7 separate regions of the Homo sapiens genome follow, and regions 1, 2, 3, 4, 5 and 7 are each linked to region 6. Evidence: chromatin loops called from intact Hi-C (ENCODE). Cell type or tissue: PC-3. All regions are shown on one strand. Region 1 has its middle 250 kb from the start of LINC00595. Region 2 overlaps LOC124902467 (a long non-coding RNA gene). Region 3 has its middle 150 kb from the start of LINC00595. Region 4 overlaps LOC107984245 (a long non-coding RNA gene). Region 5 has its middle 37 kb from the start of LINC00856. Region 6 holds the start of LOC124902468 (a long non-coding RNA gene). Region 7 overlaps ZMIZ1-AS1 (ZMIZ1 antisense RNA 1).

Region 1 (4,000 bases), 220 kb after region 6:
GTAATTTTTCCCAGGTGGACATTTGACAAAGAACTCTGCTTGCAGTGCAGAGTGGGATCTTAAACATGCTGGTGGCACCTGCGTTATGACATTGTACCTGATTTTCCTAAGAGATGTTGGTACTGCTAAAATGCAGCAGAGTGGGGAAAGGCATTATGGGAACCTTATTACGGTTCATGGAAGAGGGAATGCTAAACTGTGCTTAAAAACCAGAGGATAGAAACATAACGAAATGAAACGCTGAAAAAGTATAGAGACTGGAAAGTGGAAATTGCCCTGGGTAAGTCAAAAAATCATGTGTATTTTCCCTATATTTGCTTTGACTGTTCTACAGACAAAGTTTATTTTTTTCTGATTCAAAAAATTAGTATATACACACACATCAGAAACAAAATTGAAAAATACTGAAAAGAATAAATAAAATAAAAATCTCTCCCCCAGAGATAACCATCATTCCATGTTTTATGTATTTCTCGTGAATCTTATGAACTCACACATGCACACACATACATACATTTGTGTGATGTATTTATGCTACATTTCCTTTCTTCTTGGTTGTACATTCTTTGTTTTTTAATGTTTTTGAAATCAGGATCCTTCTTATAGTAGATTTAATGTTTTCCTTTTTTCTGAACTATTATTAAGCCAGTGATGCCTCTTGATATCAATGCTGTTACAATGGAGGAAATGTGGTATATAGCCACAATATCAGGGTTCCTTGTGCATATATAATTTGGCCTCCTGCTACTTCCATTTAACATTCGATCATGAATATTGTCACATGCCTTGAAATATTTTCTAAAGATGTTATTTTTACTGGCTATATATATTCTATCATAGGATGTCCCAAAATGGACTTAATCCTTTCCTCACTGAAAAACAATTTCTCAACCACATACCAATAATAGAGGCTACTCACACATAGCTTGAAGTGAAACTATACAGCTCCATGTTACCCCTGAAAAGGGGGGTGTCCGTGTGTCCAACAATGAACCAATGGTGCAGAGGTCTTGTCTGTTTCACTGCTTGAGCTGTGGCCAGGCCATGCTGTTTAACCTCATTGGGCCTGGGTTTCCTCCTGTTTAGCATAAGAAGGCTTTCTGGAGTTTTTTTCTGTTTAATGGATGCTGATAGCTAAACCTTGGTTCCCCAACCAGGCTATAGGAAACCAGTAGCTTTGAGGTTTGAGTTGTGTCACTGTGAGGAATTACACAGACCTATCTTGATGCTCCCAAGCCCTGGGGGATGCTGTGTCCTCAAGACGAAGGGCTTATCACTACCCTGGCACTCAGATCCCAGCCTCCTCTCAGAAACTCTGCAAATTGTAATGCAGCTCTGTGGGCAGAGCTGCTAATACTTACCCTCAACCCTATGTAAGGTTCAGCATTTTAGGCCAAATGTAGTTTCCTGATGAAAATATCTTCCCCAGAAAAGCCAGAGCTTGACGTGCAACGGACCAACCAGAGGCTGCTGGGATTCCCATGTTGTGCCTGGCTGCAGCTGTGGGCAGGTTACCAACCCCATTGGGATTTTCATCCAGGCCTGGAGGATGTTAGAGGTGGAAAGGGATTTGGAGGTCAGAGATGTTGCATTACTTAACTTTCCTCTTTGTATAAAATAAGCACTCCTCAAATATTTGTTGAATGATGAGTGACTGAAAATGCTCAGTGTGGCTGCCAAGAAAGGTACCCGAGGAAATCAGAGGGCTTTGATGTTGGGGAAGAATGTGATCTACACAGGTCTGTTTGTCTTGAACATCCTGTGATTCTATGAATTGCATATAAGAGGAAGGAGGGAGGAAGCAGTTTTCTCCTCAGCCCCTGCCACCTAGTGCTTGGGAAAGTCAGTTCACCCTTTGGGGACTCAGTCAACAAATGCATTCATGCAGCAGTGTGATTCATTGAGTGCTGCGGTGAGTCAGGCACAGGTAACAAATCTATAGGGTCACCAGGGACCAGCAGTCAAGGATTCCTGCCTTGTGGAATGAAGAGAGGAGAATTACAGATGACTCCAAAGTTCCTCACCTAGAAACAGGACTGCGGACTCAAGGTTTCCCAGGCAGATTCAAAATTGGGGAAGCTTTCCTGGAAATGAAGCTGTGGAACAGACTTCCCCTCCCCATTGCCCCCCAAAATGCCAACCTACTATGACAAACCAATTGAGTGAATGTTAATGAACTACAGGTGGAGCCTTTAAGGGTGGCTTTGTTCCCTTGGATTTTATATTCATATATGTTTTTGAAGATCAATTTTTTTTTTTAACGGAGTCTCACTCTGTCATCCCAGCTGGAGTGCAGTGGCGCAATCTCGGCTCACTGCAAGCTCCACCTCCCGGGTTCATGCCATTCTCCTGCCTCAGCCTCCCAAGTAGCTGGGAGTACAGGTGCCCGCCACCATGCCTGGCTAATTTTTTTGTATTTTTAGTAGAGACAGGGTTTCACCATGTTAGCCAGGATGGTCTCAATCTCCTGACCTCGTGATCCTCCCACCTCGGCCTCCCAAAGTGCTGGGATTACAGGTGTGAGCCACCACGCCCGGCCTGAAGATCAATATTTTTGTAGCTTCTAATCTCATCTCCTGGAATCTCCTTGGGGCCCCTCAAATGAGTGTTGTTGAAGGCTGATGACAGGAGAAGAGTTTGGGGGGCTGTAAAGCACTAGGATCCCATCTTTCATTGACTTGTGGTGTGACCTCAACACATCCTCCTCCACTTTGGGACTGAAAGTTTCTCATCTGCAAGGGCTGCCAGTCAGGCTGGCTCTCAAGGGGCCTACACTCAAGGATTCTAGGGTTTTGGTCCAGTCATTTCCGGTGTCAAATCCCTTTTGTTTATAAAGTCTACAGAGAAGCTTTGGGCTGCTGAGCCATTGGTGTTGATCCCTCATCCTTTACACACTTAGTGAACACTCTAGAAGACTTTGCCCTTTCCCCTACACCAAATAGCAAGGAGAAAATATTTTAGTAGTAGTGGTGGTGACACTGACCAATTAACCTTCCCTTTGCACCATCCTTGGATTTACAAGGCATGTTGCCATCCACTGTCTCCTTTGAGTTTTACAAATAACCCTTGAAGGAGGGAAGAACAGGGCATATTCTGTCCATTTTGTAGGTGAGGGATTTTAGGATCAGAAAGGTTAAGGACATGTCCAAGTAGGAGTAAATGGTAGAGTGAGTCATCCAGTCCCTGACTCTGGACCCCCTTCTGCTCACCTTGCAGCCAGAGGCAGATAACACATGTCCAATATTAGGTCAAAGGGAGGTAAGCAAAGCCCTGTGGGGAAGGGCAGGAGGTAGGAGTTGAGGAGAGAGGAAGTGGGAGTCCTGGGAGGGTGCAGATCTAGAAAAGCCAGTGCCATAGTGCCAGGCAGAGTACAGGGCATTTCCCCTGGGGGCATGCTCTTCCCTCCTGCCCTTTGTAATTGTGCTTCTGCTGAACTTCTGCAAGACATCTGACGTTACTTTTCTTTCTTTCTTTCTTTCTTTCTTTCTTTCTTTCTTTCTTTCTTTCTTTCTTTCTTTCTTTCTTTCCTTCTTTCTTCTCTTTCTTTCTTTCCTTCCTTTCTTTTCTTTCTTTCTTTCTTTCTCTTTCTTTCTTTCTTTCCTTCCTTCCTTCCTGCCTTTCCTTCCTTCCTTCCTTCCTTCCTTCCTTCCTTTCTTTCTTTCTTTCTTTCTTTCTTTCTTTCTTTCTTTCTTTTTTTTGGAGTCTCACTCTTGTTGCCCAGGCTGGAGTACAGTGGCATGGTCTCAGCTCACTGCAAACTCCGCCTCCCGGGCTCAAATGATTCTTCTGCCTCAGCCTCCCAAGTAGCTGGGATTACAGGCACCCGCCACCACGCCTGTCTAATTTTTGTATTTTTAGTAGAGACAGGGTTTCACCATGTTGGCCAGGCTGGTCTCGAACTCCTGACCTCAGGTGATCTGCCCACATCAGCCTCCCAAAGTGCTGGCATTACAGGCATGAGCCATCACACCCGGCCTGATGTTACTTTTCATGGTTACCA
Region 2 (4,000 bases), 72 kb before region 6:
CTAGCTCACCCTGCTATCTTCTTCCCCCTCTGCAGACTTCCGGCGCTCTGGTGAAGGTGGTACATGGCAGATTTGGCTTTATCATGGCGGGCTGTGTTCTCATTCCAGCCCTGGTCCCGCAGAGGGCTCTGTATTTCTCAGGTACCTGGGGAGGCAGGATTGACAGCTGCCATCTTCCTGGTCAGTCATTGTCATCACCACTAGTAACATTAACACTATCAAAACAGTGTTTCCACCCTCATAATACCACCTTCACCATACTCACATTGCAATTATTATCATTATTATTACGTCAGTATCGTCATCACCTCCACCATCACCATCATTATCATTTCCATTACCACCACCCTTCTCACCTCCCTCATCATCACCTCCACTACTTCTATCACGCTGATACATCCACAACCAATATTAACACATCACCATCATCACCTCCACCGTCACCACTCTAATCACCTCCACCATCACTCTGACCATCACTATCACCAATTCCACCCCCACTGCCATCATATCTATTACCATGATCACTTCTATCACCTCCACTGTGCTAATAATATCTTGCCCACAGCTGTTATCACCATCACCATCATCACCTCCACTGCTACTTCCACCACCACCACTATCATCACCTCTACCACCACTACCACCACAGTCTCCACTACCATGACTAACTCCACTCAGCCAAACTAACACCATCTTCACCACCATCACCCTCCTCCCACTACCTCCACATCCCAGTACTTTCACTGGTACCTCCACACTAATCTAATCACTGTCTCTCTCAACACCCTCAGAACTATCACTGCCACCCTCACTACCACTATGATCACCACCCTCTCTGCCACCAACACCACTGTCTCCACATCTTCCATGTCAGTGAGGACCTTGACCATCACAGCATCCACACTGTGTCTTTGACATTACTTTTAAAAATCTGAAAGCACCAGCATTGAAAATTTTCATTGCTGTCAGAGTCCATGGATCTGTGGTCCCTATATGGGAGTGTTGCAATAAGCAGAGTGACTGGAGCCCTTGAGGGGAGCAGGGTCCAGGTGACCAGTGCCAAGGGATCTGGAGAGTGAAGCAGAGGGACAGTACAGTAAAACCACTGGTGGGAGCATGAATTTGGAGGCAGATGGAATTGATCTCTGATGCACCATGGGACCTTGAATGAGCCACTTTTCTGAGCCCTAGTTTCCTATCAGTCAAGTGGGACTAATAATACCCCTTCATTGAGTTGAATATTAATTAAATGACAACATGTGTTCTGAGGATCTGCAGAGTGAAAGCTGCCAGTTCTCTGCCGTGATGCCCTCAGATCCTCTTGGATGTCCTTTATGAGCTCCATGCATCCCTGCCCCAGCGCTTGCATGCTTCTCTCCTAACAGCTTGCAGTTGCAACCTTCTTGAGACACCTGCAGGCTATTGCAGTTGCTTTGCTCAAAGGTACTGAGAACCAGAAGTGTCCCAGAAAGGCCTGCAGACAATGATCAGGAGGCCGGAGTATGAAAGCCCAGCTCTTTTCCTTCAAGGCGGGCAAACTCAGAGATGGAATTTACACTGTAGAGCTCCCTGCAGGATCAGGCCTTGGTGGGGACTTCACCTGTAATTGTATCATTGCGTGGCTTCTTCCCTTCCCTGTCTTGTTTTCCCCACTCCCTTTCTGGGTTCTCCCAGGAGCAATTTCATAATGCTTGCATGTGAATTTTCATGTCAGGTCTGCCTGTGACATGACGCATAGCAGGATTTCAATTCACCATGGTTCCCTCCTCCTCTTCTCATGTTCATCAAGTACATTAGCCAATAGAGGGCTGTCACACATATTGTTCATTGGAAGTGTAAGCTAACCCTGGCAGTTTCTTAGAGTGGGAATTATTACGCCCATTCTGCAGGTGCACAACTGAGACCCATGTGAAAGATCACGGAGTTAGTAGGTGGAAAAGGTGAGGTGTAAATCATGTCTTCTGTATTCAAGTCCAGCCTTCTTCCTGCAGTACCAGCCTGCAGAATTCTCTGAGCTCAGGGCTGGCTTAAGCCTGGGCCGGCATGTATAGATGAGATATGATTCTGGATCAGTTGCCAGGCAGAGAGCTCAGACTCCAATCTTCTTTCTCCCTTGCCTTGAGCACCACCTTCCCACCCCTGTACCTAGAGCACAGCTGAATCATACCACAATGGGATCATCTGGAAAAAACAATGACGTGACTGGTTTAAAAGGAAGACCATGCAGTGAAGGAGACCCTGTCCCCTGCTCACATGCTGTGTGACCTTGGGCAAATTGTGAAATCTCTCTGAGCCCTGGTTTCCTTATTTAGTCTTTCCAGCCACCAGGTGGGGCACGGGCTGTTATCCTCCTAATTTTAGAGCTGGCTGAGAGCAGTAATAGATGTTCCGGGAAGGGGAGGCTCAAGCAGAACAGAGAACAAATGCTCTTGTCCTCTTCTCCCAGTGCAAGAATCCCCTGAGCTGCATTTCTGACAATGTACATCTGGCTATGCCAGCGACCTTGCGCTCTTGCAGAGGCCCTTTCTGGCTCAGGCTACCAGCATTCTTCCCAGAGAGCCCACTGGCCTTCCACTGGGTCTGGTGGGATTCCTGGAGGTTGTTCAGATGACCATGCCTTTCAGGGATTTGAGGACAGCTTCCTGTGCCCTGAAGTCTGTTCTTTCTTAGCCCCAATAAGGGAGCATAAAGTAGCTGCTTACACATTCCTTTCATCCCCAGATCATTCTCCTCTGGGTCTCTGCTCACAGACCTTCCATCAAGAAATTCACTACAGTGTGTTGGAACAGTCTATGTACCTGACTACCACACAAGGTATGCTCCTTAAGGACAGAGATCTCATCTTAGTCTTTAAATCTCCACAGCCCAGCCCTGAATCTGGCTCAGTGGAAGTCCTCAAACGCAACAGAATAAAGTGGACTTTGAAGTCAGGAAGACTTGCATTAAAATCCCAGCTTTACTGCTAGTTAGCTGTGGCGTCTTAGGCTGTTTTTTTTTTGTTTTGTTTTGTTTTGTTTTTTTGTTTTTGCTTCTTTAAGCTTCAGTTTCCTCATCTGTGAAATGGTCTGATAGTATCACTTATTTCACAGGGCTGTTGTAAGGATCAAATGGCATCATGAATGGAGGGTACCAAGTCCTGCACCCAGCCTGCAGTGACTAGCACCTGCTCCCTGCTGAACATGGTGGCTGGGGCTGGACATGGTCCTTGGGGGTGTGATCTGAGCAGCCTGCAGCATTCTGGGCCTTTCAACTGCCGCATCCTGGTACCAGTCTCATGCTTCCTGGTACCCTACAGATGGCTGTCTCCTGGTGGAGTCACCAGGTTGGAGGGGTCCTCAGAATGCCAACAGAACAGAGCAGCCCTGAGCTCCGGCACCTGTCACTGTGGCTTGACTGGATACATATCTCCAGACCAAGGCAAGCATCTCTGGCAGAACCCACTGTGGAGATCCTAAATTGGCACCCCGTAGAGTGAGCTGTCTGATTCTACAAAGGCAGTATTTCTAGGTTTCAAAGGAACTGAATAATTTAAAATGCACAAGACAAAAAGTGGGATTAAGGTGATCTGATAGGCTCTCCAGGCTGGGGTATCAATTATACTCTCAACTCGTAAAGCCTTATTTGTGAGATTCAGAATTTATTATCTGTCTGAAGCACTAATTACCAGGTTTCTCTCTTTTAATTTTACAGGTCTCTTCTCAGATTTATTTTTCTCTTTTTTCCCTCCCACTGGGGACAAATAGCTTCCATTCCTGAAGGGAAGTTGCCTGCTTGGAGATGGACAGAGGAAGATATTTGGGTTCAGCTTATCCCCTCTGGGCACTTTGGGGGAAGCAGCATGGGTTGGGGCAGGAGAACTCTAATGTGTATGTGTTAATAAACTTACTGTTTTCTAAAATTTTGTCAAAGGTATGCATGTTTATAGTTTAAAGAGGTGAAGAGTTCCATGTGGCCTACTGTATTTTTCCTTCCTTGTATAACTTTTATTTTCCTAGGA
Region 3 (4,000 bases), 120 kb after region 6:
AGTACAATAGAGAGAGGCACTTTGTAGAGCCACAAACCCACAGACCATGGCCTGCCACATGATCCAATCATTGCCTTTCCTTGGACTGGGACAGGCTGGCAAACCAGAGCTCAAACTATGAGGGGACAGGTGATCCCTGCCCTCACCATGATATGAGTTGAAACTTGTCAGGCCTTCAGGGGTGTGGCTGTGTCTTTTTCACAATCTATTCCCAGGGCCTACTCAGAGCCTGGCCCATGGAGAGTGCCTAAGGGCTACTGACATCCCCAGTGGTGGCAAGTCCTTGTCGGCAGGATGTGTTAGCTGAGTCCAGTGGTCACTGGGCAGGGAGGCCATGTGAGGCGTTCTGAACAGAGAGATGACCATCTAGATATGTCTGGGCTGAGATTCCTCAGTGGCTTCCCGGGAGAAGCCAAGGGGACACCTGGGAAGTCAGCGGCACGGGCTGCAGGAACAGGAAAGGCCACAATGAGGTAAGGCCCCCTCTTGCCTCTATGCTGAGGTGGGATACCTGCAACACATGTTCTTAACATATGTTAACCTTGGTGCTTTCCTCCTGCCAAGAAGCTGTCATGGAGGCATTTAGCAGAGGAAACGGCGTAGGAAACGTTTCTGTTGTACTTTGGGGCACTGTGCAACTAATGGGGCATGTATGACGGGGGCTGTGGGTGGGGGAGGTGGGCCCCCACTGACCCTGCCAAAGCCTGTTTGGTCCAGCACCAGAGGAGCAAGTGTGAATAGCATTTGGCAGCTGAAGCCAAGTCCCCTCGGCTGTCATGTGGGATGAAGCACTGGGGACGGAGGCTGAGCACCTACGATGCACAGGGTGCTGGCTTTGGGCCTCACGCATCTGCCGTCTCCCTGCACCCTCACCACAGCCCTGCCATATAGACATCGTCCTTCCAGTTACAGATTAAGAAGCTGCCTTGAAGTCGGCCTGACTCCAAGCAAATCTAACTCTACTAGAACTCAAAGGAACTCACAGCAGTTTCCTTGGTGCCATGAAGCCAATGAACCCATTTAGGACACGGAGAACAGCATGCAACATGATCTGCAAGTTACTTGTCTGAAGTTCGGGGTTATAAGGTAGCCTAAATGAGGATGACTTTATATGGCAGAGGTCTGGGGACAAAACATCAACTCTTGAGGTTGGGATCAGGCTGTGGTTTTCATCCTAGGAAAGATGTGTATTTTGTGGCTTCTTTCTCTCTCCAGTTGCAAACACAATGTACATAGGCAACGCACACAATGAACACACATATATCTGCATGGATACACTCTCTTTTTTTTTTTTGACAGAGTTTCACTCTTGTTGCCCAGGCTGGATTGCAATGGCACGATCTCGGCTCACCTCAACCTCTGCCTCTTGGGTTCAAGCGATTCTCCTGCCTCAGCCTCCCGAGTAGCTGGGATTACAGGCATGTGCCACCATGCCTTGCTAATTTTGTATTTTTAGTAAAGATGGGGTTTCTCCATGTTGGTCAGGCTGGTCTCAAACTCCTGACCTCAGGTGATCTGCCCGCCTCGGCCTCCCCAAGTGCTGGGATTACAGGCGTGAGCCACCACGCCTGGCCATTGATACACTCTTAAAAGCCCACACACCTATCTATACACATCCTCACTCACGTGTATGAACAGACAGTCACGATGATGCTTACATGTGACACACCCACATACACCTGCTGTGTCCTCTCACCCACATATCCACAGGACTACTTGCTTTATAGACACAGCCTACATCAAATTGCCTTCACACACACACACACACACACACACACACACACACTCCCTCTCAGGTGGACATGCTAACACACATACACAACAGGCTAATCCACATAGCAAGAAAACTCACATTTACACAGCTCTTTCTCTGAGCAAAGAAATTCTATCTTTTCTAGGAGAGAACAGGAAAGCGAGCTAGCAGTTCTTAGCTGCTTTCTGTCATCTCCCACAACTCTCAAAGGCGACGAGCTTTTTATGCAGAAAAACAAAAGCAAAAGAGGGCAGGTTGGAAGTGGCTGGGGGCCTAGTGAGGATCTCTCCGGGGATGAACTGCTCGGTGTTTTTACCCCTCTAGATTTCAGTTTCCGCAAGTGTTAAGTGAGGATAAAACTCCCTTCCAGCCCCTTCCCACGGCCTCTGTGGGTATCATATCATCTGATACAGGGATGGGAAGCTGTTCAGACGAGTCCTGGGTGGGCCCCCTCAAGGCTGAATTCCCTATTACCAGTCACAGAGCCTATTCCAAGGTCAAGCCATGCCCTGCTGGCTTGCGTGGGGAAATGTGGCAGTGACACCCTGAAGGGACATTCATAAGGGTCACACTGTCAGAGCTGCACACGCTGTCACCATGAAAGAGTCTCCCTTATTTCACAGGTGGGGAAACTGAGGCACAGGAAGATTAAGGACCCAGTGCTTAGAACAACGACTGTCACTTCCCAGTTCCCCAGTGGACACTGGAGGAATGACTGTCGGATGCTGCTCTTCTGCCATCTTCCAAGCAGCTCTTGAGGCTTTGAGGGCTTGGAGTATGAGGGACTCGACAAGGCAATATTAAATTTTGTACAAAGACTGTGGGAAATTTGGAGGCTGATCTGTTCCTCTAGTCCTGGGTGACGCAACCACTCTTCCCTGCCTTGTGTCAACACCTCACCCAGGACATGAGAACTCCCCTTCACCCAGCTCATTGGGATTTGCTGTGCTTATGGGTGTACACCCACTACAGGCACGCGTGGGAACACGTGTGTGCACGCACGCACACACACACACACACACACTCTTCTCTCTGTCTCTTTCTCTCTCTCTGTCTACAGACTCACACAAGAAAACCTGTCCAGGTTGGTAATATTTCCAGAAAAAGCAGATACAGGGAGAGGCAGTAGGAGTCCCCAGGCTGCCTGCCCCTGGGGTCCCAAATAACATGTCCAGGTGATTGGTGTTGACATAAACTTTAATGCTGAGTTTCTAGCCAAGCACCGGGTCTCACCAATGTCAGGGTGAACACAGTCTAGTCCCTTCCCTTGTAGAGCTTATATTCCAGTGGAAGGTCACTGTGTGGTCAGCAACATGGAGGGGCAGAGCTTGGAGGAGGGCTAATAAGACACATGTCTAAACAGGGTCCTCTGGGTGCCCTGAAGAAGGAATGATGGACTCCTTCCTGCAGGGGCTCTAGCCAAGACTTTGCCAAGAAGGAGTATGGAAGACTGTGAAGGCCGCTTGAATGTTGCCAAATAAAGGAGTGTGGTAGGGTGTTCTAGGCCAGAGGACAGCATGTGCACCAGCCAGAGGGTGAAGCCTGCAGCATATTTAGGGCAGACAAGGGGTCCTGTGCGACCAGAGCCTGAGACAAGAGGGGCCAGAGAGGCAGCATGGAGACAGGTGAGGAAGAGACTTCAGTGCCTTGCCAAGGGTTTGTCTTTATTCTCTGGATGGGGTAGGGATCATGGGATGGGTTTAAAGAGAGAAGGGACGAGATCAAGTGTGTGGTTGCAAAGGTTACCTGGTGGCCCGATGGAGGTGAGGAAACCGGCATCTAACTAAAGGCACCAGAGGCTGAAGCAAGGAAGATGCAGGGGAGCTACTGCCTTCCTGGCTCTCCCAGGTCAGTCAGGAGGTCCTTGCAATAACTGGGGCGAGACTGGTGTGTTGGAACTGTCCCAAAAGAGGATGTGGGAAGTGAGAGGAGGGATGGATCAGTGAGGGGTCAAGGAGAGGGAGGCGTCAAGGACGGTGGTGGTGGTGCCAGTGCCCCAGGTTTGGCGGGGAGCAGGGCGGACTCACCTTCCCCATCCTGGAGGAGGGGCAGGCAGTGAGGTCACATCCCTCCCCCGGCTGTCTCGGCAGGAACCAGCCATTGTTTGTCAGCCTGTGCTGTCCCAGGAGCTGCGGCTTAGAATATTAAAATCTTTCTCAGGTTTATCTCCTCCCCATCTCGCTCATTTGAAATCCCTGCAACTGGGGGGAGAAAGTTACTTTAATCCTCTGGTTCCTATCAGCCTAA
Region 4 (4,000 bases), 160 kb after region 6:
CCCCGGGGTGGGTCCCCATCACAGTGCCAGAAACTGCTCGCCTTCTATGGCCTCTTTTCAGCCCTGGAGAAGCTCACATTCTCTTTCCAGGGCAAAGGCGGGCCTGCAGGCTGCTGCAGCTGCCCTTGGCCTCACCCCACTCCGGCCAGCCTCCTGTCCTGAGTTCTAAGGTGGGACAGGTTCAGTTCCTACTCTAAGTCCCCACCCCCTTCCCCCACAACCCAGGGGACATGTGATAAACTCTTCTGGAAATTTCTGTGCCTCATGGTGGGCTTGGAGTTTCTGCAGTGCAATGGGCCTCCAACTGGGGAAGGAAGCATGAGTCTTCTCTCTGTACAGGCACCCCAATCTCTGCAAGAGGTTCTCTGGAGCCCCTGCTAGTAGCTTACAGGAGTGCACGGAGCAGCCGAGTCACAGTATTTTACGTAAAGTTTCCTCCACATTCACATCAATTCTCTTTCTTCTGCTTAAGCAGGGTGGATGTGGACTGAGGAGGTGAGGAGCAGGCAGTGTAGAAGCCTCTTAACAAATCCAGGAGGAAGGAACCTGGTAGCTATACCCCTTGGATGGTAGGGGCATTTGACACCCATTGTCCTGGGCTTTGGGGTTTCAGTGGAAGGAGTCCCACTCCTATCCAGTCCCTTAGGAGAACAAGTCCTAGATGTAAGAGATTGGAAACTCCCTGAGCACAAGGGGCATGGGCTCTGTTTTCCTCTCCCTTCACGTACAGCTACTAGGCCAGAGAGAGCCCAGGCTCTGGAGTCCTGTGGACCCAAGTTCAAGTTCCTGCTCAGTTACTTACCCAGCTGTGCATCTCAGGGAAGTGACCCAGCCTTTTCCAGTCTCTTTCCTCTGCCGGCTTTTACGTGGGAGTGGAAGGCAAGGAAAAAAGTGCCTGCTGCAGAGTCAGGTCCAGGGACACACCAGCCCTTGCCCCCACAGCATTTTGGGGCTGGCCCCATCCTCTGAGGATGCTGGAAGCATGCGGGTGACACTCTGGTGAAGGCTGTGGGTTTCTCCTCCAGCGAAGTTTGTTATAGGATTCAGGTTAAGAATCTCTGTCTGAACTCTCAGTGGCTTATCACCGAATTACACGAAATTGTTTGGTAAAGGAACAGCAGAAAGAGAGCCAAAAGATATTGGTAGCTGATTGGGGTCCCTGAGTCATCTGAGATGGTGACTAAGTAACCCAGCACTTTGAAAAGCCTGGACCTAAATTCCCAGGGGAATTTTTTCCCCACATGCCCTTCCCACAACATACTGGGCTGGATCCAATCCCACCTAGTACTGTTCAAATGCAATCCCTCTTGTGCATTGAGCAGTGTGCTGTGGCGCAGTCTCAGTGATTCCTAAAGTTGACTAAAACATGCCTTCTAAAGGGAAAGCTATCATTGCAGACCCCCAGTGTTGATAAGAATTATTTTGATCATATTGTTACTTAAATATATACAAACATAAAAGTAAGTATAAATCTCTTATGCTTTTAGCTCTTACACAGCTGTAAAACCAAAACACAATTACAAATTAAATGCAAATAAAGCTACAAAACCATTAAAATTCAAATTAATGGCATTAATTTAATGTGACAGATGATGTTTTGCTGAAAGTAAAACAACCAACGTTGGGTTTAATAATAGAAGGATACATTCCCATTTAAGTTCCGCTTGTTATCAACTAGATCATTTTGATGTTTGGACATGCTAGACCATCATTAGAGTTATTATCAATATTATTATATTTTTCATGTATTACAATGAACACACTTCTAAACACAGACCTAGAATTTTGATGAAGCGATCAACTTAATAGAGCACTTCAAAATATAATAATTTAAAATATATAGAAATATGTACCATTTAGTAAGACTATATACCATTTACCATTTCCAGCTGCTAGTGTTGTCTTGCAAGTTGTTGCAAACCAAGGTGGCATTCACTCAGGCACCTGCTTGCAAAACAGTGACTACAATTCTACCAGCTTCAATGCAGAGCAGCTTATTTGTGGCATGTCTGTGTCCCCTGTTCTGTTTGATGACTCAATCCTCCCTCCACTTATCTCTGTTTGAACAATTGCTAAACCTTTGTTTGTACAGCAGTCCATGAAGTCATTTGGCCTTCATTTTGCAAAAACATGATAGTAAACCCAAATGCAAATGTGAACTCTGCATTCCTGAAGCATTAGTTGGTGATAATATGATCATCCACACACAACCCCAATAGGGTCTCACTGATATTTTTCAATTTTTAAAATGAAAATATCAGAATAAAAAAAGACTCTCATATCACTCAAGGGCCCCTGACAGTACATCTGTGGATCCCACTTTGAAATCCCTGGTGCAGTGAAAGGAGGTCTGGCCTGGGAACCCAAGACTCGAGTTTTCGTTCTAAGTCCCTCATTGACCCACTGTGTTCTGTGGACCAATTTCCCCCTTTCTAGACTTCATCTGCTCATGATCAGTAATTGTCTTGCATTTTGGTCATCATCACATTTATCTCACCTGATCCCTCCCTGAGGTCGGTATGACTGTCCTCAATGACAGATGGGGGAAATTGAGACCCAGGTACACATCTGGTGAGTGAGGGGATGGGGTTAGGAGGCAGAGCTGGCTGACTCCAAAGGCACCACATGGCGGTGATTCACAAAACTGAGGCGCCCCCAGAGCCCTGCCAGATCTCTCAGGCTGCCCTGGAGAGCTTCAGTCTCTGATGACCCATGTCTTGGGACCCATGCCTCCTCTCAGCCACACATACACATATGGTCCCAGGCACAGCCCTGGAGAAAGTGGGAGAACAGCCTTGATTCATCCTCATCATCCTCCGATGACCCCACCAGCCCAGTGTTCAGCTCTGAGACAACATCCACCACCCCAGTGACAGGGGAAATTTCCCCAGCTAAATATCAGACACAGGTCCTGACAACTGAAGTTTTCTGATGGGTAAATTCATGTTTGTTTATTTATTTTGATGAAAAGACAGGTCTAAGTCTATAATTCAAATCCCATTTTATACACATGCATATGTATGTATGTATGCATGCACACATATATAAACATATATACATACATGTGTGTATATACATGTGTATGTGTATAGACTTTCCTTGGTGAAAGAGAATGAAATTTGCTTGAATTGGAGCTGTGCTGGACACAAGATTTGTGGTTGCCTTTTTGAGCTGAGGTATAGCTCCACTAGGGAAGAGTCTTCAGAGAGCAGCTGCCTCCCTGGGTCCTCAATCACTAACCTCTCTAATCTTTGGTGCCAGTGAGACTGTAGCTTGGGTTCCTCCCCTTGGAAACCAGAAAGACTCCTCATCTTATCTCAGAAGGCCCTGCAGGCACCATCACTCTTGGAATCCTCCCTCTTTCAGAATTGATGTGTGTGTGTCTGCAGCCTTGACATGTAGAGTGATGTCCAGGGCTTTCTGGAATTCTGGTTCCAGTGGGAAATTCAACTTGGTTCTAGGAAATGATGCCATTGGATTCATTCTATTCACAGGCAAGGAAGCAATCTTTAGGGAGGACCTGCTTTAACAACCCATCTTTCCTCCTTATGGATCTTAAGTTTTTAAAAGATTATTTCTTCTAGAGGGAGTTAAGTGATAATGAACTCATTCTTTCATTTTTATGAAACAAAGACATTTATACTTGACCATCAGAGATTCTAATTGGCATGTGGCTCATGCTTATGAGACCTGCAGAGTTGATAGAATCGCAGCTAAAACAAAGACATTTGACATTTTAGTTATTCATGCAGCCTTGCTCAGGGCACATGTACAATGATCATTAAGCTGTTTGAAATAGTGATATTCCAGCACTTGTGAAAAGAATATACTAGTGCCCACCAATCCAACATTGTGTCCCAGGAGAACTCAGGAACAGGTGGGTGAATGCAATTCCAGCTACACTTGTTCGACTGCAGGAAAACCCTACAGGTTGCTGGGCTGCAGTGGGGGAGGTAGGTCTTTGCTCTTGAGGGGTTCCTGATCTGTGAGCCAAGCCATT
Region 5 (4,000 bases), 92 kb before region 6:
CTCTGGGCCCAAGGCCCCACCTGGGGTTGCAGAACCTGATTGGGGTTTTGTTTGTGAAGCGCTGGTGCTCGAAAGCAGACAGGGTCCACATGGACCCTCTGTCTGTGTTATTTCAAGTTGTAAAATATTGAGTAGAATATCACTGCTCTTTAACCTAGTCTGAGCTAGCCATGAAGGAGGAAGAATCACAGAATCTGTGAGCATAAAGACCATGGAGAGAATCATTCATTCATCCATTCATCAAACAATGATTACGCAGTCATTTTCCCAGAGCTGGGAGCTATAGGCTATGCAGTGATGGCTGCGTCTCCCATGGTTCCTGCCCTCAACAAATTCACAGTCTAAGAGGAAATACATGTGCTGTATTATTCAATATCATTTTGTGGTATAATAAATTTTCCCTTTAGTTGTTGGCTGTTAATGAGCCAAAGTGCTGGGGCCCACTGAGAAGTGATTGTTCTGCTTGGAGGTGCTGGAGAAAATAGAGAAACTCACATGCCGTAGTTTTGCAGAAGTTCCATTTGAACTGAGTCTTGATGTCTGAATACGAGCTTTTCAGGTAGAGAAGGAGAGGAAAGGGTCTTTCAGGCAGGGGGAACAGCATCAGCCAATTCTTTTTGGCACAGAAGAACAGGGTATGTTTAGTGAGGGGGTGAATGGTCTGGCCTGGGAGGAGGGAAGGGGGCAGGTTGGCACCAGGATGCCGCTTTTAAGGAGTTTAGAGTCTGTTGGATTTATAATCCAAGTCCTTCTCTAGCTAAGCAAATGGAAGTCCACAGCATTGAGATACCCCGTGTAAGTCAGGAGAGACTGTAAATGCCAAGAAGCTATAGGATGGAGAATGGAGGATAGTTTCCTGGTATTTTGAGAAGTAAGAAAGCATATGCAAACATATGTAAATGAGATGCAAGCCGGCACCTGCTCTGCATTGTGTAGTCAGCCAGCTTTCTGCAGCCCTGTGTGTTTCTACAAAGGTGAGAGAGGTGCCTCCTTGTGACTCCAGCTGAGCTACGGGAGATATCAGGGGGTTTCATAAAAAAGAAAAATTACCCCAAGACTTTCCCTGCCAGGGTCCTTTCTGTTGGAGGAAGTGTCCCCTTGGGAGAGAGAAGAGGACCAGAATTTAGGCCTCAGAAGGGAAGGATGAAGCCCCCAAAGTTGCCACCTTCTAGGGAGCCCAGACCTCAGGATTTTGAGGAGTTGGCTCCATCAGTGTCAAGAGGTTTGTGTGGGCAGCTGGCTTGGGAGGGTGGGGGGTTCTCATGCCCTCTGCTCAGGCCCTCTGCTTCACCCCAGCATGCCCCACTCCCCTAGGCTCAGTGTCCCCACGGGAAGGGATCAGTGGGAGCTTTCAGCGCCAATGTCTCATGAGTTGAAGGTCAGTGGTTTTCTCTTGGACTGATGATTGTCCTGCTCTGATCCACCTGACTCCAGAGGGGTGGGTACTGACATGGTGACTCAAGAATGTGGCCTCGGTCTCCCCCTGGGGCCTTGTGGTTAATCCCCTACTCTCCTGTGGTCTGGAACCACTGAATGCAGATTCAAATCTCTCTTTCCTCCATGATTCTATCAAGAAAGAAGAGGGTTGTCATCTCAGTTGACACAGGGGTGGAGGCCCGTGCGTGGGCCCCTGAAGTTTCTAGGGCTGACTCTTCCTAATTTTCTGTGTGGCCTTGAACAAATCCTCTCTCTGGATGTCACTCGCACCTAAGAAGCCAGATACTTCAGGTAAGAGCCCTTTCCTGTTGACAGTTGCCTCATCCTGACCTGCTGGCAGGGTGTGTGGCGGGGAGCTGAGCCCCTTAGGGACAGGGGCTGCTTGACAAACATTTTGGAGGGCTGAGGGGGGCATTGGGGCATCCCCACCTCCAGGAAAACACTGCAGCCTCAGGCCCCTGCAGTAGAGGCACCCCTGGAGGGAGGGAGGGCCAGCTGCCAGGCTCGTGCCCCTTGTGGGTCCAGGGGGCCGACGTTGGGGAGGGCTCTCCGCCATTTCTGGCTGCCCCTCTAGTCCTTCCTCGGGTCTCTTTCATCCTCCCTCCCCTCTCTCCCATCTGCATGCCAGACTTTCCCTCCCAGTCTTTTCTATCTGTGCTCTCTCTCTTATTCTCTGAGTCCCATGGTTTTCTCTCAGCTCCCTGCCTGGCCTCTCTGTCTCCCTGCAGGCCTCTCTCTTTCATCTTCCTCTCCTTGCCTGCTCTGGAAGTCCTTCTCCATGTGTTCCCCTGCCTCGGTATAACCTCTCCTCTGTCCACCTGCACCCACTTTCTCCCCCAGCTTCCCCCACCCAGCTCCCAAGTCCTGAGCGCTTTGGGGGAAACTGAGGACAGGTTTCACCCTACTAAGGATGGAACAGGCAGGACGGGAGAGAATAGCCAGCCTTCAGCAGGTGGCACTGTTGGGTGACTTTTGCTTGTAAAACCTTTTAGCACTGAAAAAACATGCTGGAATCTATTGGCATTTGAGAGGCTCTTTTTTTTAAAAAAATAAAAATAATGACTCTCATTTCCTGGGCATCATTAAACAAGGTGCAGTGTTTGTGTGTGTACGTGTGTGATGAGGATGTATGCACACAGATGTCTGCACCTGAGCCTGTGGGGCTGGAGTGTAGGGGTGTATGTGTGAGCAAATGTCAGGGCCCTGGGTGCCTGGGTCTACATGTGTAGGGATGGGAGTGTCTGTGTGCGACACACACAACCTGTGTGAATGTGGGTTTCCGTATGAACTGGTGTGTACCAGCATGGGATGTGTCTACACGTATGCACCATCACACATGAAAGTATGTGTGTGAGCGAGCAGGGCAGGTCGGGCTGTGTGGGGAGCAGGGTGGTGTGTTTGTGTCTGCGGATGTACCCACCAGCGGAAGCACAGTGGAGGGGAGGGAGAGTCATGGAATTAGGCCTCCAGGTTTCAATTCTGGCTTCACACTGCAGTGGTGTGATTTTGCTGAAGTCTCTGAGCCTCAGACTCTTCATCTGAGAAATGAGATAATAGCATTATCTGGCACTCCGGATGACTGTGAGGATTAAATAGGCTCTTCTGTGTAAAGGGCCTGTCCTGGCATGGGCCCAGTAGGCTCAGGGCCACAGTGTGTCTGGGTGAGAGTCAGCAGGTGTGGCCTTCTGCTCTCCAGCTCCACTGTCTGGCTGGGCTGGACTTGCTGGCCCTCAGGCCTGTGGTGTTGGCCTCTCTAGGGGTATGAAGACCCAGGGGTGGGGATGTCCTGAGGGCTCTGGGGTCTGACCAGCCCTAGTGTTTCCTGGCTCTGCTGGATAGAACCACAGCCAGAATGACCGCCCCCCTGCCCCGCCCCCCAGCAGTGGAGATCCAGCATGCAAGAGCTGCAGTGGCCCTCAGGGGTCGTCGACTCCATCCAGCTCCCAACATAACAGGAGAGGGGAGGGCAGGCCACAGCTCCCCACATAACAGGAGAGGGGAGGGCAGCCCACAGCTCCCCACATAACAGGAGAGGGGAGGGCAGCCCACAGCTCCCCACGTAACTGGAGAGGAGATGGCAGCCCAGAGGGGCCGGTAGCCTGACCTGCGCCCCATCGTAAGTCATGGGCTGGCCACTGTCTGAGGGCTGTAAGCTGGGCTGATTCCGAGGCTGGGGCCCAGAGGCAGAGGCAGAGGCAGAGGGCAGCTCCCTGCCTCAGCTCCTTGCAGTCCTGACTCCACCCCTCCACCCCTCTTCTTTCCTCTTCCTCATCTCTTTGTGGCGACCTTCTGCCTTAGAGCTGAAAGTGGAAAGAGGGCCGCATCTGACTGGTTCTCTACTGCTGTGTAACAACCATACCAGAAGAGAGGGGCTTCGAGCAATGTCTTCTTCTTTTGCTCTGCTCTCTGGGTTGTCTGGGACTCACCTGGGTCTCTCATGTGGTGGCTAAGGCTGGCTTCTTGGGGTCTTTGCCTCTCTTCTTGCAGCATCTCATCCTCCAGGGCCTCTCCACGTGGCTTGGGCCTCTCCCAGCAGTGTGGGCTCAGGGTAGTGATTCTTTTT
Region 6 (4,000 bases):
CTGGGTTTCTTGGGGATTTCGGGAGTGCCTGTGTCTCCACGACCTGGGCAGTGCTCTTCTGAGAGGACTGAGGGCTGGGGAGGCAGAGAGAGCAACGACAGGCTACCAGCATTGAGAAAGAAGGCCTCAAGGCCACATTGAGAAGGACACTACGCTCTGGATCACAGGCTGAGCCCTGCATTCTTGACATTGGAGCCCTTCGGGAGTGCCAGAACGAGCAGTCCCTCTCCTGGAGGAGCCTGCCTTCCCACCACGGAGGCTAACACCACAACAGCCACAGTGAGCCACCCCTTCTGCCCATCTTCTTACGTGTCAAGCACTGTGTTCAGTGCCTTCACAGGTAACTTCGATAAGTCACGATGGGCATGCTGCGACTAAGTTGGTACTGATATTCTATTGGTTTTAAATGGGGAAACTGAGGCTCAGGAAGGTTCAGTATTTTGCTGGAGGTCACACAGCCAGGCAAGGGCAGAGCCAAGATTTCAGTTTCAATCTGTCTGGCTTGGAAGACTTCCTTATCTTGTGGCAGCATCTCCAGAGATCATGGGTCAGCCTCTTCTTGCCAGAGGCGTGTGTGTGTGCACAGACACATACACGCTGAGTGACAGAGGGACAAAAACAGTGAGCACCCACCCAGGCACTGTGCTCGAAATTCTTCCTGCAAACCTGCAAGGTAGGTTCTAATGATGTTCCCATTTACCCCTAAGCTTGCGCGGTGGCACGATTTACCAAGCATCACCGGCTGCCCAGGGTGACCTAGGATTCCAGCTCAGGTTTCTCTGACACTGATGTTGACCCTAGTGTGCTTCCGTGTGATCTTGCTTCTCTGGCTACTGGTGTTCTGCGGGTCTTGGACAGGTGAGGCAAACTAGGGCCAAATACTGCCCTCTGCCTGCCTTTGCATGGTCCCTGAGCTGAGAATGATTTCTACATTTTTAAAGGGTTGTAAAAACAAAACTCAAAGATTATGTGGCAGAAATATACATGGCTGGGCAAAGCCTAACATATTTACTTCCTGGCCTTTTAGAGAAAAAGTTGACGACTCCTAGCTTAGGGTCCTGAGGTCCAAGGAGGAACTCCTGGTCCTGCACATCTTCATCCTCCACATTTGGTGGTCCCAATGCTGCATGCGAGCTGTGGCTGTGGACTCAAAGCACTGTGGTGGGGGACATTTTAAAAATGAGCTGTAAAAATCTGCCACACTTAGGGCACTCATTTTCCCACTTATATTTTGGGGGGATATCTGTACCCAGGGAAAAGCTCAGTGATCCTTGTTGGATTTCTAGGGTGAAGGGCTTTTATCTCAGCATGGGGTCAAGTGCAGCTATGTGTGGGTGGCAATGAACTTCAACATCTAGCGTGATTCCCCTGCAAATTGGAAGGCACCAGTGCCACCCCAGGCACCAGCCTTGAGTGTCAGGCATAGTGCCAGGTGCACAAGAAGAAAGCAAGGTCCCTGCGGATCTCATACAGCCCAGTCTGGGGAAGCAGGGGAGCCCCTCTTGGGTATCCGAGTTGGAAGAAGAGGCTATGAGAATGGGAGGAGGGGCAGGGAGGACAGCCAGGAAATGCAGGCGGTGACACCTGCGCTGTGCCCTGAGAGATGAGGCGTTACGCGGACTTGGGGGAAGGGACGTGGGGAAGTTGGTGCTGGCCAGGCGCGGCGGCGGGAAAGGCCCTGGGCAAAGGGGCCCAGAGGGGCGGCGGAAAGTGGAGCGGGGCTGTAGGTGTCAGCAGAGACGCGGCTTTGGGGCCGGCACGGCCCGCCCCTCGGCCCGCGCGGCCATTGTCTGCGCCAGGCGCCGCCTTGGCAGCAGAAGGTGACATCTGGTGACTAATGGCCGCGGCTGCGCGCCGCGCTCCTCCCTCCCGCAGCGCCCGGGGCGCAGCTGCCGCGCCGCCTCCTCCCCACTCTTCTCCCCTCCCCTTCCCTCCGCTCTGTGGGCCAGCGCGGGGGCGCGGGGCGGGCAGGATCGATGCCCTGGTTTCCGAAGGGCAGAGGCCGCCCGACCTCCAGCCGGCCGGGCCGCCCCGCCCCGCCCCACCATCGCGCATGCGCGTCCTCCAGAGCGCTCCCTTGGCAGCCAGCCCGCGAGGACGCGGCTCCCCGCCAGGGGCAGTGCAGGGAACAGTCATGCCTCCCTGCCCCCGGACGGCCTCACTAGCGGCTGCAAACACCGGCCCATACCGGAGCCTATATGCATGTGCATTAACTCGCAGGTGCACGAACCCACGGTCACACGTGCTGTCATGCATTGTACACCTGTGCTTGTTCATGCGTGTTCACAGACGCATACGTGGGGGCCGTGCTCGCCCACAGACTTACCTCCAAAATGTCTTTGAGTGTGTTCACATAGGTACACGCATCACGTGTGGACTCGCGCAGCCATGCACTGCTTACACACTCAAATATAGGAACACCCATGGGCATGTCTATATATACACTCACAGGCACAGCAAGTGATGCCCTTGTTCTTGCCAAAGGTTGAGGGAGGGACAAAGCGCCTAATTTAGATCTGAGACAGGATCTAGTGTGGACTAGGTACCCCTCTTCCCCAGTGTTTACACTACTTATAAATTAGTTGCGTTTGAGAAACTACATAAAAAACCTGGAGATTTCACCTATAGATCTGGATTTCTGGCTTCTTTTGCAAAATCAGAAGCTCGGGAAAATTAAGGCATACTCCCAGCTTATCACAATGCGCTGGGGCTGAGCTGCAGGGTATCCCTCAGTCTGTGATTAAAGTTCCCCTACCTCCACCCAAAGGCCCCCTCCCCATGCTGGTTCCTTCTTCCCTAGCCAGGATTTCCCACGTGGAGCCTCAGCCCTAGCCCTGACTTTGGAGCTGGGCTAACTAGCTTTAGCCCTGATGTCCACAGCAAGGAGATCCTCTCCACTGTATGATGTTGGGGGGGGGGGTGCTGCCAGCCATAAGGAATCCCTCTGCAGTCTGCAAAGTACCCTCTTCACGCAAGGACGTGGTTCACCACAGCAGAACCACGTGTGGTTCTGCTGACAGCTCCGAGAGCAGAGCGCTAGTGCTTCCATCTTATAGTTGAGAAGATGGCGGCTTGGGAGTAATGATATTACCACCTAGTTGGAAAGTGCAGATGGGGTTGCAATCACTGTAGCTGAAGTGTGGGAGGGGGAGCAGGGTTCCTCTACTTTAAGGTGCCCCTGAAGCTGGCTCCTGCCTGGCTCTGGCACATCTGTCTCCCCTCTCTGATATTGTTCCTCTCAGCCTCTGGCCTGGTGGGGACGCCTGGTTCACTGAGGGAGAGGCCAGTTCCTGAAGCTTCTGGGTGTCTGCATGATGTCAGGCTCTGGCTAAACTAGCGAGTGGCAGCCCAAGAGGCAGTGGGGAGCTATGTGGATGTTAGTGTCACCCACTGCCCACCAGTCCTGGTGCCCCTTACTCCTGCATCATCTCATCCACTCAAGGGCTCTGGCTACCTCTGAGGGCTGACACCCTGCCCAGTGGCTCACCTGAGCGCCTGTCTCACTTATTCTTCTCCACTGGAAATCTGGCATGTCCTTGACTCTCAGCATGTCCAAAGCCAGTCTGTGAAGTGGGGTGACCTCAGGTGGGGTGTCCAAAGTGGGTATAGCCTGAGCTCAGATCCCAGCTCTCCTTCTCCCTCCCTGTGTGACCCTGGACAAGTAATTGCCCTCTGTGCCTTCAGTGTCCTCCTCTGCAAACTGAGAACCATAATAGTACCTGCTTTGAGGATTGCCCAGTGAGGATTAATTGAGGAAATTTACACAAAGCAATCTGTGTGGTGCCCAACACAGATCCGGTGCTCAGTCAATACCAGTGCTTTTTAACTTTAGCTGGTTCTTCCTTCCGCTGCTCCCACCTTGGTTGGTTTGTACTTTCACCAACCCAGGACAGGATGCTGAGAATTACTCCTGCTCCTCTCTTTGCATCTTCCACACATTCAGTCCTGTCAATTTGACCTCCCCAATATCTCTGGAGTCTGCGCTCTCCTCTCACCCAGG
Region 7 (4,000 bases), 670 kb after region 6:
GTCAGCACTGGCCCTGGGGTGGACCCCTGTGAGGCTGTGTGGTTGCCAGGGAAGCCAGAAGAAATGACTTACTCCTGCCCCTGCCTCTAATGTCATGCGGTCACAAGTCCCCAGAAGGTCTGGGCTGGCCTGGGCCCTTGCCCTCCCCACGGTGGGGGCTCACCCAGCCTGGGCGCGCTGGTCACACTCAGCTCTGGCCAGGCATGAGTCAGCACTGTCAGCCTGCGTGTGGCCACAGCTGGCTGGACGCTGAGGCCAGCCAGGCCGGGCCCTGGAGGTCTGCTGGGGCCCTGGGGCCTCACTAAAGGGGAGAGGTGGCCCCAAATGACCCACAGGATCACACAAGAGAGAAGAAAAAGGACTAAATAGAGAAAAGCCAAGTACAAAGTAAGAATCTCAAAACTTAAAGTGGCAGACGCAAATTCAGAGTCAGGAAAATTGGCCACACAACACAAACAGACACACACACACGGGTCACTAGCACACGTGTAACCCCCACTCCAGACAAACACCATATGCAGAAGACACACATGCCATATATACACATCCTCGCAGTGTCCCTGTGTCACGCGGAAAAAGCCACGCCTACACAACTCAGCAGACACACACTGGCATTCCCAGAGGATGAGCCCACACAGGCGCCGCAAGCCCGCCGCAGGTCCCGCATGCACTGCCTGTCTGTGACAGATGGCTTCTGTCCAACCCAAGGGTCCGGCCCACAGCCCTCGGCTCACACGGCCATACAAGTCTGGGGACATCATGTCACGCTCGCTTACTCTAAGGGCCCTGAGGCTTGTGAGGGCTGTGGTCAAAGACAGGCCTGGGAACTGGGGTCCTGAGCACCCTAGCCCAGCCCAGTCCCGCCCCGCGGAGGGGCCCGACTGAGCTGGGCCGCGCGCCCCAGCAGCCCCAGCAGCCGCCGCCCACCTCGGCCAGCCTGGCTTCTGCGCCCCGCCAGGAGGTCGCGGAGCGGAGCGCGGCCAGGAAGTGAGCTGAGAGTGACAGCTCCCCCCACGCTGTTTGTTTATTCATGACTCATTCTCTCCACACACTGGCTCTTCTTTCTTTCGGGAGGAGGGGAGAAAGGAGCGGGAGGGCGGGCGGGCAGGGGAGAGGCAGGCTCCACAATAAACAATGAGGCAGCTGAGCCGGTGGGGAGGGAGGAGCCCGCGCGGGGCGCAGGGCCGGGGCTGGGGCCGGGGCGCGGTGTTTCCAGGCCGGCCGGCCCGAGGCTTGCGCTCCCGATCCCCGATCCCCGATCCCCGATCCCCGCTCCTCCCGGCCCCGCCCGGCCCAGCCCGGCCCGGCCCGCCCGCCGCCACCTCCCGGCGACCGGGCAGTAGCAGCCGTAATTGGATCCTCGCTGCCTCCTCCCAGCTCCCCGCCCCCAATCGGGGAGCGGGTAAATGCCGGGTACCTTGGCAAAACAGTCGGATCCAAACCTATTATTTGACTAATGGGCTTCCCTCGTGCGGCTCCGCAACGCCCTGCAGACTCGCCCCTCCCCCCTGCCCCCTCCCCAGAGATGGCTCCCCTCAGCGGCGCGGCTCCGGATAACTGGAGGAAGCGCGGGTTCCGAGGCTTCAAGGGCCTCATTGTTCTGCCTGGAGGGGCACATTGAAAATGCTCCAGGGTTTACTTCCTGTGAAAACAGCCTGGGAGGGAGGGGGCGATCCACGGTGGAAAGACATTATCCTCCTGGAAGCCGCCCAGATTACACAGGGAGAAAAAGGTTGTTTTGATTGTTGCTGGCTCTTTCTTTCTTCCTTCCTTTTTCTTTCTTTTTCCTTTTTTTCCCCTTCCCTCCTCTCTTTTGCTACCCTCCCCGGGCCAAAGATGAATCTTTACTGCTGTGGAGCAAGTTGGAAATGTGGGGCTGTTTTCTGCATAAATAAGGCTGGTGAATGGCAGAGCCAGATATAAAGTCTGATTCAGAGAAATTCAAAAGAATGCAGGGGCGATGAGGTGGGCAAATCCAAGAAACTCATTTCCCCAGCATGCCCCTCTGAGTCACGTCTTGCACCATGAGGGGAAAACACATCACGCCACAATATGTCACATGCCTGCCGCAAAGGAGCAGGCCCGGTGGGAGTCACACAGCTCCTTCCTCCCCAGCCTGGCTCTGCAAGTCCAGAACCACAGAGAGCAAAGTGTCAGCCGGGAAGAGGCGAGGGTCGGTCCCACCAGGCTCCAGGTCAAAGCCTTCTCCTAAGTGAGCTGGGGCAGGAATAGTACTATAGCAGCAGCGCACCCTTGCACAGCGCCCACTAGGTGCAGGGGCCTGTTCTGCGTGCTTTCCATATATTCCCTCATTTAATCCTCACCACGACCCTGCAAAGCAGGTGCTTTTACTCTCCTCTTTTCCAGGTTAGGAAGCTGAGCCCAGAAAGGTTAAGGAATTGCCGAAAGCCACACAGCTGGTGAGCAGGGAAGCCAACCCAGCAGGCTGGCTGCGGGGTCCACGAGCTTGGCCACTGCACTGACACTTCCCAGCTTCCTCAGACTTGTTATTGGAAAGTGGAGACAGTGACACCAGCCTCAATGGGAGCTCAGGAGGGTGCATTAGGAAAATCCAGGCAAACTGTTCAGGACAGCACTAAGCATTAGCTCATGTTGATGGTGCTATTGTTTTCAAATAAACTGGACCCATAAGAACAATTCCTTCCTAACTCACAGGGTTGTCTTGAGGGTTAGGAGAGACCAATTCAAGAGGCCGTCCCCAGGGCAATGCCTGGCCCTCGGCAGGTGCCCGTGGATATTGGTTTTCTTCTGCTTTCTCTGCCTCCTTTTCCCATCCCTTCTCACTCAACCTGAAGATTCTTGTCTTGAGATTTTCCCATGTACCACCCAGCAGAGTAACCATACAGGCACCTCTCCCAAGATCCTCAGCCCCACTGCCGTTCCTGTCAAACTGGGTGGAACTCTACATGGGCCCAGAGTGCCAGCCTTACGCGGGCCTGCCCTGACCACTATGCGGCGACTTCAAAGTGGCTCCCCCAGCCCCTGCCCCCTCCACCTGCACAACTCCATTTGGCTCCGTTCAGCTTGTTCTTTTGGCCACAGCCTCATGGCCCTCTAACACACTCTACAATTCACCTCTGACCGTATTTGTGATGTTTTCTGTCCCCCACCTCCTCCAGCTAGAGTGTAAGACCCACAAGAGTGAGGATTGCCACTTTGTTCACTGATGCATCCCAAGCATAGGAAGCCCCAGTGAGTGTCTGCGGAACGAATGAATTCCCGCTTGTTGACCACTCTTCCCTGCCCGTTGCCTCCTGTATTCACCAGAGAAACTCCCACTCATCCTACAGACCCCTGCCTCTTGGAAACCCTGCCCCATGCCACCCACCCCTGCTTCCTTGCTGACAGCTCACAGTGCACCCTCCTTTAGTCATATCCCTTGTCACTGCGCTTTGCCTCACCGACCTTCCTTCCCAGACCTCCCCACTGGCCCTTCTGGGACCCCACTTCCTTTAAGAGCACCCCCTCTGTCCTCAGCCTTGTGATGGAGGCTTTGCCGCTGGTGACCCATCTCCTCTATCCTCTCTGGGGCGGCTGTTTCTGTTCCTACATCTCACTCCCTTGTGTGGTTCCCAAGATCCCCACATCCCTTTCACATCCCTAGGGGTGTTTCCAGACTGTGAGGCCATCAGACCCTTTCTTTTTTTTTTTTTTTTTGAGAGACAGGGTCTTGCCATGTTGCCCAGGCTGGTCTCGAACTCCTAGGCTCAAGTGATCTGCCCACCTCAGCCTCCCAAAGTGCTGAGTTTACAGACATGAGCCACTGCACCCTGCCCTAGAATGGGATTTTTTTTTCTCATTTAGGGTTCATGCCTCCTGATTCTACTACTTTCCCCTCTCTCCCAACCTCTTGGATCCCACCTTCCTAGCCAGCATCTTTTGCTCCTGAACTACCCAGCCTCAGGTCGCTGCCTCTCCTTCCCTGTCCAAGGTCTGCCAGCAGCTGATGGCCTTCAGCATCCATGTGGGTGACCCATCC

Evidence for each region. A loop is a pair of places that touch in the nucleus more often than their neighbours do. Peaks named below come from ENCODE experiments on the same cell type or tissue, not always from the same donor. Only the 100,000 strongest peaks of a DNase experiment are listed, where the experiment ranks them.
Region 1: it touches region 6 in a loop (9-fold over the local background); 6 of 110 quality-filtered maps call a loop at or near these places.
Region 2: it touches region 6 in a loop (7-fold over the local background); 6 of 110 quality-filtered maps call a loop at or near these places.
Region 3: a loop joins it to region 6, with 2.2 times the contacts of the local background. A loop is called at or near these places in 6 of 110 quality-filtered maps.
Region 4: it touches region 6 in a loop (11-fold over the local background); 3 of 110 quality-filtered maps call a loop at or near these places.
Region 5: it touches region 6 in a loop (11-fold over the local background); 34 of 110 quality-filtered maps call a loop at or near these places.
Region 7: a loop joins it to region 6, with 12 times the contacts of the local background. A loop is called at or near these places in 18 of 110 quality-filtered maps.

Annotation. Positions count from the first base shown.
Region 1 is chr10:78,519,420-78,523,419 of GRCh38, forward strand. No RefSeq gene overlaps it. Among named protein-coding and RNA genes, the nearest start is that of LINC00595, 250 kb to the left of the region's middle. In PC-3, a CTCF peak has its summit at 1,819 (motif pointing left); a DNase peak (open chromatin) is centred at 1,872; H3K27ac peaks cover 1,275 bases.
Region 2 is chr10:78,229,834-78,233,833 of GRCh38, forward strand. It overlaps LOC124902467 (a long non-coding RNA gene), which reads left to right. Exons shown (of 2, transcript XR_007062210.1): 1 at 1-2,817; 2 at 3,093-3,901. Among named protein-coding and RNA genes, the nearest start is that of LINC00856, 17 kb to the right of the region's middle. In PC-3, a CTCF peak has its summit at 2,331 (motif pointing right); a DNase peak (open chromatin) is centred at 2,338; H3K27me3 peaks cover 2,173 bases.
Region 3 is chr10:78,417,409-78,421,408 of GRCh38, forward strand. No RefSeq gene overlaps it. Among named protein-coding and RNA genes, the nearest start is that of LINC00595, 150 kb to the left of the region's middle. RefSeq lists enhancers at 3,286-3,787, 3,788-4,000. In PC-3, a CTCF peak has its summit at 2,424; no DNase peak of the experiment used is centred here.
Region 4 is chr10:78,457,118-78,461,117 of GRCh38, forward strand. LOC107984245 (a long non-coding RNA gene) reads right to left here. Exons shown (of 3, transcript XR_001747513.2): 1 at 803-4,000. Among named protein-coding and RNA genes, the nearest start is that of LINC00595, 190 kb to the left of the region's middle. In PC-3, no CTCF peak of the experiment used is centred here; DNase peaks (open chromatin) are centred at 1,174 and 2,044; H3K4me3 peaks cover 1,816 bases; H3K27ac peaks cover 3,490 bases.
Region 5 is chr10:78,209,271-78,213,270 of GRCh38, forward strand. No RefSeq gene overlaps it. Among named protein-coding and RNA genes, the nearest start is that of LINC00856, 37 kb to the right of the region's middle. RefSeq lists enhancers at 2,767-3,323, 3,363-4,000. In PC-3, a CTCF peak has its summit at 2,366 (motif pointing right); DNase peaks (open chromatin) are centred at 1,460 and 2,391; H3K27me3 peaks cover 1,104 bases.
Region 6 is chr10:78,301,449-78,305,448 of GRCh38, forward strand. It overlaps LOC124902468 (a long non-coding RNA gene), which reads left to right and starts at 565. Exons shown (of 2, transcript XR_007062212.1): 1 at 565-673. RefSeq lists a silencer at 1,608-2,217. In PC-3, CTCF peaks have their summits at 891, 2,132 and 2,341; DNase peaks (open chromatin) are centred at 891 and 2,003; H3K4me3 peaks cover 1,602 bases; H3K27ac peaks cover 703 bases; H3K27me3 peaks cover 713 bases.
Region 7 is chr10:78,972,679-78,976,678 of GRCh38, forward strand. The region is part of intron 5 of ZMIZ1-AS1 (ZMIZ1 antisense RNA 1); the gene reads right to left. Among named protein-coding and RNA genes, the nearest start is that of ZMIZ1-AS1, 93 kb to the right of the region's middle. RefSeq lists enhancers at 1-413, 1,968-2,017 and silencers at 697-816, 857-926, 1,097-1,586. In PC-3, CTCF peaks have their summits at 802, 2,255 and 2,460; DNase peaks (open chromatin) are centred at 643, 1,043, 1,523, 2,093 and 1 weaker place; H3K4me3 peaks cover 2,246 bases; H3K27ac peaks cover 2,714 bases.